Regions from separate parts of the Mus musculus genome. Here region 1 is linked to region 2. A link is a loop called in an ENCODE intact Hi-C map of the cell type or tissue named here. Cell type or tissue: heart. All regions are shown on one strand. Region 1 holds the start of Dock9 (dedicator of cytokinesis 9). Region 2 overlaps Dock9 (dedicator of cytokinesis 9).

Region 1 (8,000 bases), 50 kb before region 2:
TTCCAAGGCTCAGGGTGAGAGTGCATGCGCTGCCTTCAGCTTCCTTGGTGACTCTACCTGCAGCACCCTTGAAGAGAGCAGAAAACCGTGGCTGAGGTGACACAGAGTTGCCCCAGAACTTTCCAGTTCAGTGAGCTGGGCCACTTGATGGGCCGGCTATCTTGGGAAGGTGACTCTGTTACTTGGTCTGTGGTGTAAGTAGAATTTTGTAGTGCACATCCTATAGACACAGTTGAGAACCTTGCCATACATTCAACAGCTCTTCTGACATAAACCTCTGCCAGAGAAACTTTTTACAAGATGTATTTCCTTTAGAACCTGCATGTTTTCCCCTCTGGATGGTTTACATTATGGAACTGATCTTGTTTGCTTTTTTGTCCTGGCTGCCTCAGAGCTCAGTGTTTACCCCTCCCCTTGGTTACAAAAGACATTTAAAGTCATTGCTTTTTTTTTTTTTTTTTTTTTTTTTTTTTTTAATTTAAAGAAAATATACAAAATCCTTAAGACAGTGCCTACCTGATACATTAACATGTGGTGCTCAGTATTTGAAAACAACTGACAGGTTCAGCAGAGAGGATAGTTAGCAGTGTGTATGTGCATGAGAGAGGTGTGTGTATTTGTGTATGTGTGTGTGTGTGTACATAGGTGTGAGCTTGTGTGCATTCAGGAGTGTGAGCACCTATGAAGACCAGAAGTAGTTGTTAAGGTTTTGATTGCTTTTCACCTTACTTTTTTGAGATGGGATTTCTCACTGAGCCTGGAGGTCTTCTATTCTGCTACTGGCTATCAAATTAGCTACAAAATCCTCCTGTCCCTTCCCCCATCAGCAGTGGTTTGCAGACATACACACGGCTACACCTGGCTTTTATGTAGGGACTGGGAATCCACACTCATGACCTCGTGCTTGCTGAGCCCTCTCATTGTGGCTTTGAGACACCATCTTGAAAAGTAGTCTAGGCTGCTTTGAACTCACAGCCTGGGGTGCTGAGACTATACAGATGTACCATCCCAATTCCCCAGCCACTAAAGGATTTATTTTCAGTTGCTGCAGATCTTTGTAAGGTATTGCAACAGCATAGTTGGTGGAATTGTCTGTCCTTTTAGGCCGTAAAGCCAGAGTTCCGAATTTAAGACTTAAGTATATTCTTCAGCTTGGGAATAGCAACAGCAGTTACCCCCAAGTGAGCATCTGTACGCCATTGTGTGAAGGCTGTTTAGTATGTACGTTTAAAGTCCGAATCAGTTTGCCCGTGTGAGAAACAGGGCTAACTGACATAGAGTTTCCAAGAGTAGGTAAGACTGCAGACTGTAAGCAGTGCTTTGTACAGGGCAAACAGTGCTTCTCAGGCAACGTCTTAACCCAGCAGACTACTATGGATACCACTGCGGGTTGACTCAACAAATTGGATAGCTTGTTTCCTTAGCTGCTGGCTGCTGAGTGGCAGTGGAAATCTGAGGAAGATTAGGCCTATCCTGTGAGCCACCTAGAAGGTTTGTGAGCTGTTGCTCATGTCTGTGGTTTGTGCTGTGATTTCTAGCCTCTTATCTAGGACACCTCTAAATTTTAATTTCGTTCTTCTTTTGGCTTTATTTGTATGTAACTGAAACTCTCTACTCCTGCCCCTCTGTAACCTTAGAATGGTTTTTCAAATTCCTGGATTCTATTATTTTGGGATGCAGCTTTGATTAGAATGCCAGAGTTTGCCTTGAAAGATAATCTATAAGCTAGCCTCTTCTATATATTTTATTTTATTTTTTTCTTTCTTGAGACAGGGTTTCTCTCTGAAGTCCTGGCTGTCCTGGAACTTACTATGTAGAGTAGACAGGCCTCAAACTCGGAGTTCCGAAGCCTGCCTCTGTGTCCTGAGTGAAGAGAGTAAATGAGTGGTCACCACCATAACCTACCCAGTTTCTAAATCTTGGATAGTTTATTCTTTCTTTTCTTTAGTCTTTCGGGGAAGGGGTCATGGTGGGTGGGCCTTGAACTTCATATGTGTTTTAACGATAGAAAGATCTTGAAGTTCTGACCCTTCAGTCTCTACCTCCAGAATGCTATGATTACAGGCATGGATCCCAATTTCTGATTTATGTGATGCTAAGGATTGAACGCAGGGCTTTGTGCATGCCAGGCAAACACTACCAACAGAGCTATGTACCCAACTCTTTAAAAGTGTATTTATTATAAAAGCTAGGTTTTGATTTTTTTTTCTTGATACAGGAGCTTACTTTTAGTTCTAGGCAGGCCTTGAACTGGTGGCAATCCTCCTGCCTTAGTTATCCCCGAGTTTTGGAATTATAGGTGTGAACAGCCACACCCAGCAAGTTAACTATTTTTTAAATGGACTCAGTAATTTATTTACTACACAGTGGTGATCATAGTCAGAAGGATTTCTGGTGTTTAAATGACAGTGGCAGGTGCTGAAGGGAAAGAGGGAGGGCAGTTAGGCACTGTGTGGCCTCTCAGTTTCCACTTGAGTCCTACTGAGCTCTGGCAGTCTCCATCATCCTGGTGCCTGCAGAGTGATGGTGGGGCTGGGTGGGTTTGGACTGCATTTCTTCTGCTGGCTTCTGGTCCTAGACTATTTTGTACATTGAGACTGTGGATGCTATTTACTGACTATTATAATATTTGTATCTGTTACTAGACAGGTCTTGATTTCAAAGAAGTGAACAGGCACTAAATGGGAGGGGTTCCACCCGAAGGGCATCTTTACATTTAACCCACCTGTAGTACATGCTTTCTGTGCATCTTTGTAGCAAACCCCTTCGTGCATCTTTGTAGCAAACCCCTTCGTGCATCCTTGTAGCGAACCTCTCCGATGCTTGTGTTTTGATTTTTGCTAGTTGATCTCTTAAAAAGTTACTCCTTCAGGGAATATGAGGAAACAAAAAAGATAGCAGACTTCTTTTTTTTTTTTTTTCCATTTTTTATTAGGTATTTAACTCATTTACATTTCCAATGCTATACCAAAAGTCCCCCATATCCACCCACCCCCACTCCCCTGCCCACCCACTCCCCCTTTTTGGCCCTGGTGTTCCCCTGTACTGGGGCATATAAAGTTTGCAAGTCCAATGGGCCTCTCTTTCCAGTGATGGCCGACTAGGCCATCTTTTGATATATATGCAGCTAGAGTCAAGAGCTCCGGGGTACTGGTTAGTTCATAATGTTGTTCCACCTATAGGGTTGCAGATCCCTTTAGCTCCTTGGCTACTTTCTCTAGCTCCTCCATTGGGGGCCGTGTGACCCATCCAATAGCTGACTGTGAGCATCCACTTCTGTGTTTGCTAGGCCCCGGCCTAGTCTCACAAGAGACAGCTACATCTGGGTCCTTTCAATAAAATCTTGCTAGTGTATGCAATGGTGTCAGCGTTTGGATGCTGATTATGGGGTGGATCCCTGGATATGGCAGTCTCTACATGGTCCATCCTTTCATCTCAGCTCCAAACTTTGGCTCTGTAACTCCTGATAGCAGACTTCTGCAAGAACATCTGTGTATCTCTCTTCTTCAGGATATCTTTGGACTTCCCATCTTTTTCCTATTCTTGAGGGAAGAGACTTTCTGCTTTACGTTTCCACTCTGACCTTCTCCATCCTTTAACACTGGGCACACTACATCCTGGCACACACACGTTGTTGTGTGCAAAGAAAATGTCCATGGTAAATGCTTTGGCTGCATTATTAATTTATTCAGCATTACGGTATCATCTCCCTGGCATAAAACAGATACATGAGTTTGTCTGCTGCTGTCTGTCCTGCAAGGAGAAATGATTTCTTGAACTGTACCTCCTGGGAACACCCTTGCTTGCTCGTTTGGTCCTGCTTTGATCAGGAGCCAAGTTCTTGGTGCTTAGCCATAACACAAATGAAAGCGTTTTGAAACTGCAACTTTTAGACCAGCCAGGCGACCTAGCTGGGGGCTTCAGATCGGAAGTCCTTATGAGGGAGCCTCGCTGGGATCGGCAGGCTTCCTTCTCAATGCTGCACTATTTGGATTCACATTGATTTGGCCCACGCTGTGTGGAACAGACACAATGAGGCTGGTCTTTCATTGCAGAGGCAGTACACTGTGTATTGTTCTGTTTGGGGGTTGTTTTTCTTTGGCCAGCGAGCAGGAGCCTCCCATTCTCCTAGCTGTAGTAACACCCCTAGAGGCTGGCCTTCTCGGTCATGCCTTCCCCACCCCTCAGGCTCTGCACTTCCAGTGCCTGGGAAACAGGCTTCAGGCTTCCTTTCCTTTCTCTGGCCAGCGGTGCGGCTGGTGGGGGACTCTCAGCTGTCCCTGCTGCAGGCTTTCTGACAGTGGTCTGTGTGGAGAATGCAGGCTGAGAAGTACAGGACGAGCGGTAGAAGTGACAAGAAGGAGTTGGTCATCGAGTCCCCCCTGCAGTACAAGGATGCAGCTCAGGCAGACGTGGAGGCAGAGAGCTCCACATTGGTAAGAGTCCCGTCCTGTCGCCCTGTCCCGGGACCGTGACTGCTTCTGAATGAGTCAGTGACCCACCGCATCCCGCTGCTCTTTCTGACTTTCCGACTTGCTCCTTTCTGACTTGCTCCGCCTGTCTCTAGGAAACCCTTATCTCTACCTTTCCTTATAGACTGGCCTGAAGTCTACTTCCATCCTTCCTCAGGAAAGAAATGTTGACGTTTGTGGGTGAACAGGTTTCTGGGAGGAGCTTTGCATAAAACAATTTAGTATTGTTCAAAAATTTTGTCACACCTAGCCACAACGATTTTTTTTTTTCAGAAGTCAACTGGGCGGGGGTTTTAACAGCACCCTGGGAGTTGGAAAGGAAGTATTTTGCAGACTTAAACCCTTCTGTGCATTGTCTATTTATGTCAGTGAGAAAACAAGGCAGGTAGGTGCTGAGGAGTGCACGCCGGTCTCTTCCCCTTGTTTATTTTTATCAGGGGCGTTTGTGTTGAACAGAGTCAGAAAGAATCTCAGCTGACAGCAAAGTTGATGTTTTAGCATTAGCCAAACCCATAGTAGTTTGAACAAACTCAAGTGCCTTCTTAGACTCTGGAAGGGAAGACCATGTAAAGTAATTGTGTTGTTAACCGTCAATGAGTAGGCTGTGCTTCCCGTTTGGAATTTCTTTAGTACAATAAAGGCACATAATTTTTTAAAGCAAGCTGCAGAAACCACCAGCGTGCTCTGCCGAGGGGACAATTGAGCCTTTCACACGGGCTGTTAAAGGGATTGTCAAGCTAGTGCCTAGTACCTCTGTGTAGCTTTCCCCACCCCAAACATGGAAGTTCAGTTGTGGCTGCTCTAGTGCTCTAGTGTTTGGTTTCCAGTTTACTGCACTGGCAATTAACAGCTGTGAGGGTGGGAGCTTAAACTCTCCAAGAGCATATTTCACCCTGACCGAATCGCTTTCCTTTGTGATGAGGGGGGTTAACTTACTTGTATTGCGCCGCCTTCAAAACTGTACTGCTTGTTCTTGACTGAAAGTCAGTCAAATAAGTTGGCTCCCCCTCCCACCCCACCCCGCCACACGCACACAGTTCATTTTTAACATACAGATTTACTGCCTCCGCCCCTTTTCTGGAATATAAAGTTTACAGTTGTTTGCTCCCTATCTTCAAGCCTGATAGATAGCTCATTGTATCATCGTGGCTTGAGTCACCTGCATGCCTCCTAGGGTGAAATCCTAGAGTGGAAGATGAAGGATGTTGTGTGGTTTGGGTTTCCTGGGTGGATATCCTGAAATGTGTTTGTTCTCTCGTGGTTCTCTGGATGGGCAGAAATCGTTACCGGAAGAACTAAGTAGCTTGTAGTGATGTTCTGATTTTTTTCTTTCAAATAATGTAGAAGTGACTTCTCTTAAAAAAACATGACTGCTCTTTCTAGTGTTCTCATGTTTTCTGCGTATGCTGTAGTTCCTTGTTTAGCTCAGTCCAGATGGTTCCACTGGGAATTGTAAAAGACAAGGCTGGGCCAGCTACAGGTGTACATGGGGAAATGATTCTTGGGACATGGAAACTTCTGGTCCCGTGGAGTGGTCCAGTTCCGTGCACCTGCAGAGGGGTGTGGAGAGGGAAGGAAACTGATACAACCTGACAACTTTCTTATCTGCAGGAGTTTCTCTTCCACAGAGGTAAACAAGATAAGAGGGGAATATCAGATAGAAGCCAGGATGTTTAGGGGGTGCCTAGCCAGGGTGAATCTCTTTGTCTGTGAAGACAGCTGCTCACAGCAAATGAGAATGCAGCAAGCTGCTGAGAGCACAGCTTGCTTCTTAGGGGAGCATTCTAAAGTGTGCAGACCCAAGATCAGTATGTTGGGGTGCTGATCATTAGCATAGCACTGATAGCCCCTGGACTTGTGTGAGAACCCCTGAGCCCGTAATTGAGTGAACTATATGGAGAGATGTTTAGCCACAGGGAACATAGTCCATTTAGGAAGTAACATTTAGTTATTACGTGTAGTCCCTAGGAGAAAATAATGAACAATTTAGAAGGGACAACTAATGGTTAATAAAGAATGTAAATTGCATCCCGTTACTCCTGGGGTGGGATCCAGTTTAAAGTCTCATGTATGCAAGTCCTCAAATGCTCTACCATTGAGCCACACTGCAGCCCCTGGAAATAGTTAAGTGAAAGAGACAACCCCTCGAAGGCTGCCGTTGTTGCTAACTTGTTCTGTGTACTCCTGACTTGTCCTGTCTGTGCCTAAGAAAGCACAAGTCTCCATATCCTGTCTGCTTCGGAAAGTCCATGAATACAGAATCTTTTAAGTGTTTTCTCCCAGAACACCTCCAAAATCATGTATGGATTTATGCATGCGTGAGTGTGTGTGTATGTGTGCCTGCATGAGTATATGCATGTATGCATGTCTATCAGAAATCAGGCTCAGTTCTCATCCCTCAGGTGTAAAGACAGGAGCTTAAATTCCTGTCCCCATCTTATCAGCACTAAGACTGTAAGAACACACTGCCACATCTGCCTTTAGCACATGGAGCTGGGGATCAGATTAAGTCCTTAGGCTTGCATAGCAAGTGCTTACCTGACGGCTGCCTCCCGACCCATATATGCCTAATTTTTAATGGCAATGTAATTTTCCCCTTTTAATATCTACTTTAATTGTGTAGTTATTCGGTTTGTTACTAGTTCTTTGCCATCAGTCACAATGCCACAGTGAATGTACTGGTGTATGCATCTTAAAGTGCTTTCTGCAGACTTAGCTTGTAAACTGAAGTTTTGCCTTGCCGTGGTGCTTCCTTTTCCTCTGGCCTGACAGACTTGACACGTTTAAGGTTTTCCTTTTAGGGCTAGGAAAGCCATTGGTGGTGGTTCTGTTTTTAGATTGAGTTTTGACTTCCAGGACCGTCTGTCTCATTTCCTACCCAGTGTATAGGTGCAGGTTACCACACCTGCTGGAAGTCAGTACTTTCAGCAAGATCCTGTGCCTAGATGTCAGGAAAACTCTGAGACCAAAGGGTCTGTCTCATAGGTGGGTCTTGTCTGCATAGTTCTAGAGAGCAGAAGAGACAGATGTCCCTGTGCCACTCAGGTTAAGTTCCAAACCATCGGTGGTGACTCTGTGACTGTGGGTAATGTGTGGGGAGCGCTGGGGATGTTCTTGATATCTGAGGGCTGTCTGCTCACACTGAATACCACTCTCTCCCCTCCAAATGCTAACTCTTGGAAAGACATTATCCTAATTGTTATTTTGCTGCCCTTGAGAGGAAAAGGGTGTGGAGCTCCTGGAGTGGAATTTGGCAGATCATTCAGTGGAGCTCCTGGGTGGGATTAATTCTGTGAGGTGGACAGGGAGGAGCTAAACTTCACATGCAAATGGAGTCCTGTTTCCACATACATGTTTGCTTTTTCATATCTTTGTGGGACATAACACATGTTAACAGATTTGAGTTCTGACTCCAATGTTTGCAGTCACACGTGATCACTAAGCAGTGTGGCGGCTGCCCGTGTGCACCTTGTAGAGAGAGGACTTGGCTTCCAGTGGCCCCGTCGGTGCCCAGCTCCTACAGCAGAG
Region 2 (8,000 bases):
AGCAGAGGCAAGAGGCACAGGTTTTGAGGTAGCCCAGTCAACTGTGCAAGGAGTTTCAAGTCAACTGGAGCTACATAATGTCCCTGTCTCAGATAACAAAAAACAGAAAGAGTTAGTACCTTGATGGAGTTTGTATGGGGAGTATGTAACAGGAATAGCCACACTCATGGTGGGGCAGGCACTTCTTCAGCTATGTGACCTGGGACAAACTATTATGAATCTCGAATTTTACCTGGAAATGGGAATATGAACTAGAGATGTAGTTGGGTTGGTGGGGCGCTTGCCTGTCATGAATGAAGCCTTAGGTTCTCAGTACTGCACAGACCCTGTGTGGTGGCACACACCTGTGGAGTAGGAGGATCAGAAGGTCATCTTCGGCTACATTGCACACTCAAGGCTAGCCTGGGCTACATTACAACCTATCTTTACGTAAAAATAAAAGTTTTTAAGTAATAAAAAAAAAACAAGAAAAACAAAAGAAAAACTACCTCCAGCCACTGGTGGGAAATCTATCTTTAAAGTGGGAAAGTTCCTATTGTTATCCCCTTTTGGAATGTTCAGGATGAAGTGAACATGGCAAGACTCTTACTCCAGATTGCAGGGCACTCAGGCCATGTTTTCGATGCGTGTTCATATTGTACTTCAAGCCCATAAGAGATTCCCAGCCCTGGCTGTTCCCTCATACCCTTGGTCCCACCCTAGCTTCTGACTGATGGAGTGTGGCTGACATCAGTTCTAGTGTGAGGGGGGAGCTGAGGGTAGCGGATTTTAGCTGTACAAGGTCTTGGACCACTACTCTCCATGCTGGGCATGGCCATCGGTGTCACTCCAAAGTCCCCAGCTGTTTGGAATGCTCTTTCAGACCTGAGAACCACTGCATTCGGGTTCCTTTGCTTGTATTACACGGGAAAGTATCAACTACATACAACTCAGTTGATCTCTTTTGCCATTTAGATGACGAGCAGAGCAAACTGGAAGGTTCTGGTTCCGGTTTGGACAGCTACCTGCCTGAACTTGCCAAGGTGAGGCTATCCTCACACACCACCCTCCTGTGAGGGCTGGGTGCCTCTCATTCCGTGGCTCTCCTGTATGGCGGCACTGTTGCTATGATTGCCACTGTCTGCTTTCTGGGGTGAATGTGAGAGGGTGGGAATTATTTTACACGAGTGACAGACACTTCAGTCTGTTCTCCAGAAAATACCCTACAAAGTGTGTTGCTATTTTTTAAATGCTGCCATTGTACTTCTGTCTTCCTAAGTATTCTTTCTGTTCAGGCTTCTTTTACTTAAAATTATGTTCACTGGTGCCTTAGTTAATGCTACTGTAGCTGTGAAAAACACCATAACCAAAAGCAACTTGGAGAGGAAAGGGTGACCCGAGAGCTTACAACTCTCAGGCCATACCCCATCTCTGAGGGAAGAAATCAGGGCAGAAACTCGGAGCAGCAAACTGGAGTCAGGATCTGAAGCAGAGGCCATGGAGTAACGCTGCTGGCCGGTTTTCTTTTCCATGGCTTGCTCAGATCGGCTTTATTATAGGACCAGGACCAGCAGCCCAGGATGGCTCTGTCCATAGTGAGCTGGACCCTCCCTCATCAATCATCAGTTAAGAAAATGAACCACGGGCTAGCCCACAGGCCAGCCTGGCTAGGGCATCTTCTCAGATGACCTAACTCAGGTCAAGCTGACATAAATGAGCCAGTGCACTTGGGTGCTCTTTATCTACTCGATAGCCACAGTTCCCAAGAGGGTGATTGTGGTAATCTTGTCACTGCAACTAAAGAGGAGCTGCTGGTTTATGAAGCGTGTGGCCGGATCACCTGGATCAGCAGGAGAACAACCGCAAAGCTGGGCTCCTCCCTTCGTGCATTTTGTAACTTTGAGAAACCCCAGAGTCACTGAAAAGCACAAGGAAAAACAAAACAGCCATGTTGTGTTGCCTCTCTCCCAGAGCCAGTGCTGCCCCTGCCACTACCTCGTCAGCCTCAGTGGCAGGCGCATCCTTCAGACACTGCCTTTGCTCCCATTCTCCTTCGAGCCGCAGCCCCAGCCGCAGCCACAAACTGTGATGCCTTTACCTCCATTGTGTTCCGTGTTTTTACAAGTATTTCACCACGAGGACGCAGGGTGTTGATCCTGGATGTTTGAAAGTTGCTTTTCTGTTTACTTTGCTCTGATGTTCAGTACTATCTCATTTAGCCTTGTTTCGGGTACAGATCTGGTCAGTCATTTTTATTGTACTGTAGAAACATTTTAGCTCTTAGGCTATTTCCATTTTTTCTTACTTCGAACAATGTTACAATGAGTATCCTTGGCCCGATCTCCTGTGTGTGCATGTGCACACGGGTGTGTGTGTGTGCGTGCGTGTGTGTGTGTGCATGCATGTGTCTGTGTGTGTGTGCATGATTCTTTTAAATGAGTGACGCCTTTGTCTTCACTATCCCTCATTCTTTTTGTGTCCTTACCTTTCTGTTTTATTTTTAATAATAAAGTAAAATGGTGACTGTACACACCCACACGTTAAGCACTGTAATAGAATCATGCTGTGTCAATATAGGATTGCAACTAGACTAGCATTCAGCATTGACCTTTCTCAGTATAAATTTTCCTGGCTGGAACTGTGGGTATTGTTTTTCCTCAGGACTTAGCTGTTTCCACAGAATCTTTTTAGCACCTGCCTATTAAAGCTAACTTTAGAGCCCTCATTGTAACCTATGCCTAGCCTGGAGGAGTTTTGGGTTCTGGCTTCTATGTTTATTTTCTTGCTTTTTCTCCCGTGTGTGTGTGTGTGTGTGTGTGTGCGCGCGCGCGCGTGTTTCAGTCTCTGTGTCTCTGTATGCCTGTGTTGTATGTCTGTGCATGTGTCTGTTTCTGTGTGTTTGTATGTGGTGTGTATCTCTATATGTGTCTGTGTGTGTGTCTGCCTGTGTGTGTATGTGTATTTCTGTGTGCCTGTGTATATATCTGCATGCCTGTTTCTGTGTGTGTGCATATGTCTGTGTGTCTGTGTATGTGTGTGTCTGTCTCTGTGTGTTTGTGTGTTGAGTCTGTGTATTATGTCTGTGTGTGTGTCTGTATGTGTGTGTCTGTCTGTATGTGTGTCTGTGTGTGTGTCTGAAACCCAGGGCCTTGGATATGGTAGACCAATACTCTATCACTGAGTTGCACCCCTCACCCCATCATGTTAGGAAGTCTAGGCCTCGTTTGACACCCATATATGCATGTATCTTTATTTCTGGATGCTCAGAGGACCCCATAGCAACGGGTTAGAACTGCTTGACTCTTAGTTTATTGAAGCAGCACACTGACGCAACCTAGAAACCAGAAAAGAACTTTCTGGCAACTCAGTGAATAGCATGGTCACCTAAGAAACAGCTCAGGTTCTTTGAGTCCCACATTGGTTATTTAACACCTGCATTTTCAGGCCAGGTCTGGCGGCACACCACTGGGGAGGCAAAGTAGGAGGAATGCAAGTTCAGGGTCAGCCTGGCTCATAGCAAAACTCTGTCTTGGCCAAAGCAAAGCCAACAAAGAAATCCAATTTTTTTCCCCTATGAAGATGCATAAGAATTTTAGCTTTGTCTTCTGGTACCTGGCAGAAAACAAAGGCGAAAAAGGGGACAGTGTGTTGTCCTTCCCCCAGGTGTTCCCGTGAGGATCACTGGACCTGTGGATCTGTCAGTCCCTGTGCCTTCAGAATGCTGGCCTTCTCACAGTTGTGTTGTGAGGGGCCAGGCTCTACCTGGTGGCTGCCGGCCTATGCCTGGTCCCTTTGTGGTCAGCCCAGCTGTTTATCGCCTCCTGTTACAGTGCTGGGGTTGTGGCTCATTTGTTGAGGGAGCACGGGAACTGGCTAGCGAATGGACATCCTGTTTTCAGGAGGAATGAGTCCCGTGTTACAGAGTCAGATGGAGTGTGTGTGGAAAGGGGGAGGAGGGGAGTGTTCTCTGGGTAAAGAGGTCGGGGAAGCGTTTGATGGGAGGCCCAGGCAGTGTGAAGACTCTACAGTCTTCAGGGAGGATGCCTGGAACAATGGGGCCAGGCAAAGGTAGCTGGGGGTAACTTAATGGCCGAGTCCTCTCTGGACAGCTTGTCATTGCCTAACTCATCCTGTTCCTCTGGCTTTTGTTTTCTCCACTGAGACCCACACTTGGACAAACAGGAAATGTCTGACGGGAAGTTGTTTCAGTGCAAAATAACTGATGTTTCATTCTGGAATATTATGGACTAGCCTCATGATGTGAGTGAAGCCAACTTGGATTTTCAGGGTTGTTGGTGTGTTCTTGGGGCCTTTGCTTATTCCTGGAGAAAAGGCGCATCTTTACTGTTTCCATACCAGGGACAGACTGTATTTACCCTAAAAGTTCATCTTTTCCTCCTATTGTCTAGCAGGGAAGCAAACAGTTTTTACTGTAAATATAACAAAACACAGAGCATCAGTCTATAATTGTAAGAATTTATATTTAAAAGGCGTCTGTGAACCAGTGAGTTGGTTTCTTCTAGAACTCGGGGAGCTCCTCCCTCTGATTGCCTTCATGTTAGATGAGGCCGGAGGGTGTGCGTTGCCTTCTTGTGTAGAGGAAATGTGAAGAAAACCTCAGCTCTCTTCCTTCATTTTCTTCTGGGGATAGCGGGGCAAACAGTAGCTCACAACTTGTCATCTTGTATTCTGAAAGAGAGGCATCTCACGTGACTCCAAAAGCTTCCATTCAGTTTCTTATCATTTTATCTCGAAGTCAAAGAACTTTTCTTTACAGGTAAGCCTTTCATAGTTGAATACAGGACAGAGAAAGTGGTGTCTGCAACTTTATAGTCTCTTTGAGGCTGGATAAGGGCTGGGGACCATGCTCAACAGGACTTGTGGGAACCCGTGTGGTTTCCTGGACACATTTTAGTTTAATAAGAGTTTTAAAGCCAAGTTTGTAACAAACACTTCCTTCCCTAAGTCTCAAACCAGAAACGATGCCATTATTACACCAAGGGATTGACTGCAGTTTGGCAGTCATTGCGTTGATAAGCCTTCTAATTCTAGAAAGTTCTAGCCTGGCTTTGTGTCTTGAGGTGAAACGTAAGTCCTTTTGAGTTAAATCTCATATATGCAGTAAATATGTGTTATGGTAGCCTTTTAATTTAAGAAGTAAATAATTGGGGGATGGGAGGGGTCGGGTGGGGGTGAGGGATGGCTCAGCGGTTAAGAGCACTGACTGCTCTTCCAGAGATCCTGAGTTCAATTCCCAGCAACCACATGGTGACTCACAACCCTCTTTAATGGGATTGATGCTCTCTCCTGTGTGTCTGAAGACAGCTACAGTGTTCTCATATAAATAAAATAAATTTTTTTAAAAGTAAATAATCTGGGGGCTGGAGAGATGGCTCTGTTGTTAAAAGCACCAGCTGCTCTTCTGGGGGGGGGGCGCTTAGATTCCTAGCACGTGCATGGCAGCTCATAACCATCCAAGTTTCCAGTCCTAGGGGTGTCTATGGGTACATGGTTCAAAGGCATGCATACAGGCAAACCACCCATATACATAACAGTCTTTTAAAGAATTACACATTTTGGCCTCAGGGGATTTTGCTAACTGTTTTATTTCATTTTGTCTAAATGACTCAACACAGTATTTTTCCTGTAATACAGTACAGGAAAAATTATTTCAAATTATTATTTGAAATAAGTAAAATTGCCCATAGATTTTTTTCACTTTAAATCATTTCTTCGGCTCACAGAAAACTAGAGATACATCACTGTCTCTTCTGGAAACATGAGAATGTCGGTGACTGGGCTTAAGGTTTACTGTGTGGGTTAGGAGGTATTTTTGTTTGTTTGTTTTGGTATGGCTCTTTGGGCTGAGTCCTTCTCTTTGCCGAGTGTGCAAGTGACAGCTTCTAGGGAAAGTCGCTCTGCTCCTGTCCATTTCCCCCCGCACATTTCTCTCTCTACTGAACCTAAAATAGAAAGCAGGCCACGGCCAGGATGCAGCCACGGCCGTCTGAGGAAGCTCCTACAGCCCTCTGGACTGGCCGACCACAGTCTATTTTCAGAGCAGGACTGAATCCCGCCACCCTGAAATGCGCTCAATTGCATAGTCTTGGGATAATTTTTTTTAACAGCTGTATTTTTGTGGGCACCTTGGCTGTGAAAGTGCATATTATAAGTATCTTTACCAAACATTGATTAAGATTTTACTTTTATGCTTCCTGTCAGTAAAACTGCCCGTGTTGGGTAAAGAAGTCAATCTTTTATCTTCATGATTGTCCTCCTCTTCCTGAGAACTCCAGTGGTAACCTGCTGTGATTCCTCTCCTGCCACACTGGGCACCGAGAGAATGTGTATGTGCACGCGCAAGACAGCTAGCTGCTTCCTACGTGTGCTCGTGATTTCCCAGTTACTTTGATAGTTTCTCTACCATTAAAACGTATCTCATGGGTGTCTCTGTGTCAGCAGAGGGGACAGTCTCTTTGAAGATGGACCACACACAAGTCAAGGTTGTTCGTTGGTGGATAGTGTATGCATTATTCAGCCATGTACTTTTAGGAATATTTAGGTGATACTGGGTTTTCAGCCTCTGTAAATTGTACAGTAAGCATTAGGAAGTGTCACCTGTGAACTCGTCTTCAGGAGGACCGTCCCAAACTGGGATTCTAGGCCAAAGAGTATTGTGTTTTTGATGTTTTAGATACTGCTAGGTTTTGGACTTAAAGAATATAGCAGTTTATATTCCTGTTTCTCTGCCTTATTTCCAAAGTTTTATTTAAAGACTATTTTAGTCTACAACATCTGTCTTCTGCCAATCACTGATTTTTTTTGTTGTTGTTGTTATTTGTTTGTTTGCTTTGGTTTTTGGTTTTGTGATTTTATGTGTTTATTTGCTCTTTGGGTTTCTGCTTTATGTTTAACTTATGCACTCATATTTTCTTTTTATTTTTTATTGTAGTCTTCATTTTATTAAATATATTTTCCCTTTTTGTCTTGTGGAATAGTTAAAGATCTGGGCTTTTAAACAAGATGGCACACGTTAAAATATGAGATTCTATTTGATGTTGAAACTGGAAGAATCACTTAGGGCCCTGCCTTAGCACCTTGTCTTTGATGAGCAGGGATAACAAAAGTACAAGCCTTTGAAGGCTGGGTAATTTCTCAGTTATTATCTTGTGGTACTGGGGATTAAAGTAGAGGAGGCATCCGTCATGGTGGATATGTGCTGTTACTACAGCCTCAGATTATGAAAGCTTAAATGGGCATCAAGGAGAATATCTAGCAATAGATACCGGCTGTTGCCAACTAAAATCAGCTTTTGTAGTCATTAGTATTCCAAGTATTTATTATTTCCTGCATGAAGCCTCGCCCGCCCTGAGCCATGTTCTTGTTTCCTAGATCCTGTCTTACTAATATCCTTCAGCTACCATGTATTGTGTTTTCCTTTGGTTTGATGAGTGATTCTGGGCCTTGGGAGGGACAAGAGGAACTTTAAGAATCTGGTCTTGCTTTTTGTCTAGCTCATGGCCCAGCAGCTGTGTGAGGTAGATCATGGCTTTTGCTCCTCAGAATCTGTCTTCTTTTCCTAACAGGACATATTCCCTGGGTAACAGTGCCCATGTTTGGAAGCTTTGTGTCTAATTTGGCTACAAATATACTTTTCTTTTTAATGTATACATCTTATTCACTCTCCAGTTCTGAAGACCTCAGAGTAGTTTTGCTGTCTCTGCTAGTTTCTCCTGGCACAGTCAATTTAGATAGCAAGCAGCTTCCAGGAAGACACCAGCCATTGTGTCCAGCATTGAAGGTCCCAGATCACAGTCTTTGCCTTTGAGAAGAACTCAATCCAGGATTAGCATACAGTACTGCTTGTCACTTCCAGTCACCATGGCTCTAGAGAATCTCCTCACAGTTGACAGCATGCTCTTTGGGGTCACTTAAGTAAATTCCACTTACATGTGGTCTAGGTTTTTTGTGTGTTTAAAAAAAAGGGGGATAGAGATGTAGTGAGATGAAGCGCTCTCATA

The links. Hi-C counts contacts between places; a loop is a spot of excess contacts. Peaks named below come from ENCODE experiments on the same cell type or tissue, not always from the same donor. Only the 100,000 strongest peaks of a DNase experiment are listed, where the experiment ranks them.
Region 1: it touches region 2 in a loop (2.7-fold over the local background); 9 of 42 quality-filtered maps call a loop at or near these places.

What each region holds. Positions count from the first base shown.
Region 1 is chr14:121,694,630-121,702,629 of GRCm38, reverse strand. It overlaps Dock9 (dedicator of cytokinesis 9), which reads left to right and starts at 4,213. Exons shown (of 54, transcript NM_001081039.1): 1 at 4,213-4,436. The coding sequence starts at 4,317. In heart, a CTCF peak has its summit at 4,167; DNase peaks (open chromatin) are centred at 4,169, 5,419, 6,005 and 7,709; H3K4me3 peaks cover 1,784 bases; H3K27ac peaks cover 1,418 bases.
Region 2 is chr14:121,644,772-121,652,771 of GRCm38, reverse strand. Dock9 (dedicator of cytokinesis 9) reads left to right here. Exons shown (of 54, transcript NM_001081039.1): 9 at 955-1,022. Among named protein-coding and RNA genes, the nearest start is that of Dock9, 50 kb to the left of the region's middle. In heart, no CTCF peak of the experiment used is centred here; DNase peaks (open chromatin) are centred at 3,881 and 5,971; H3K4me3 peaks cover 473 bases; H3K27ac peaks cover 1,889 bases.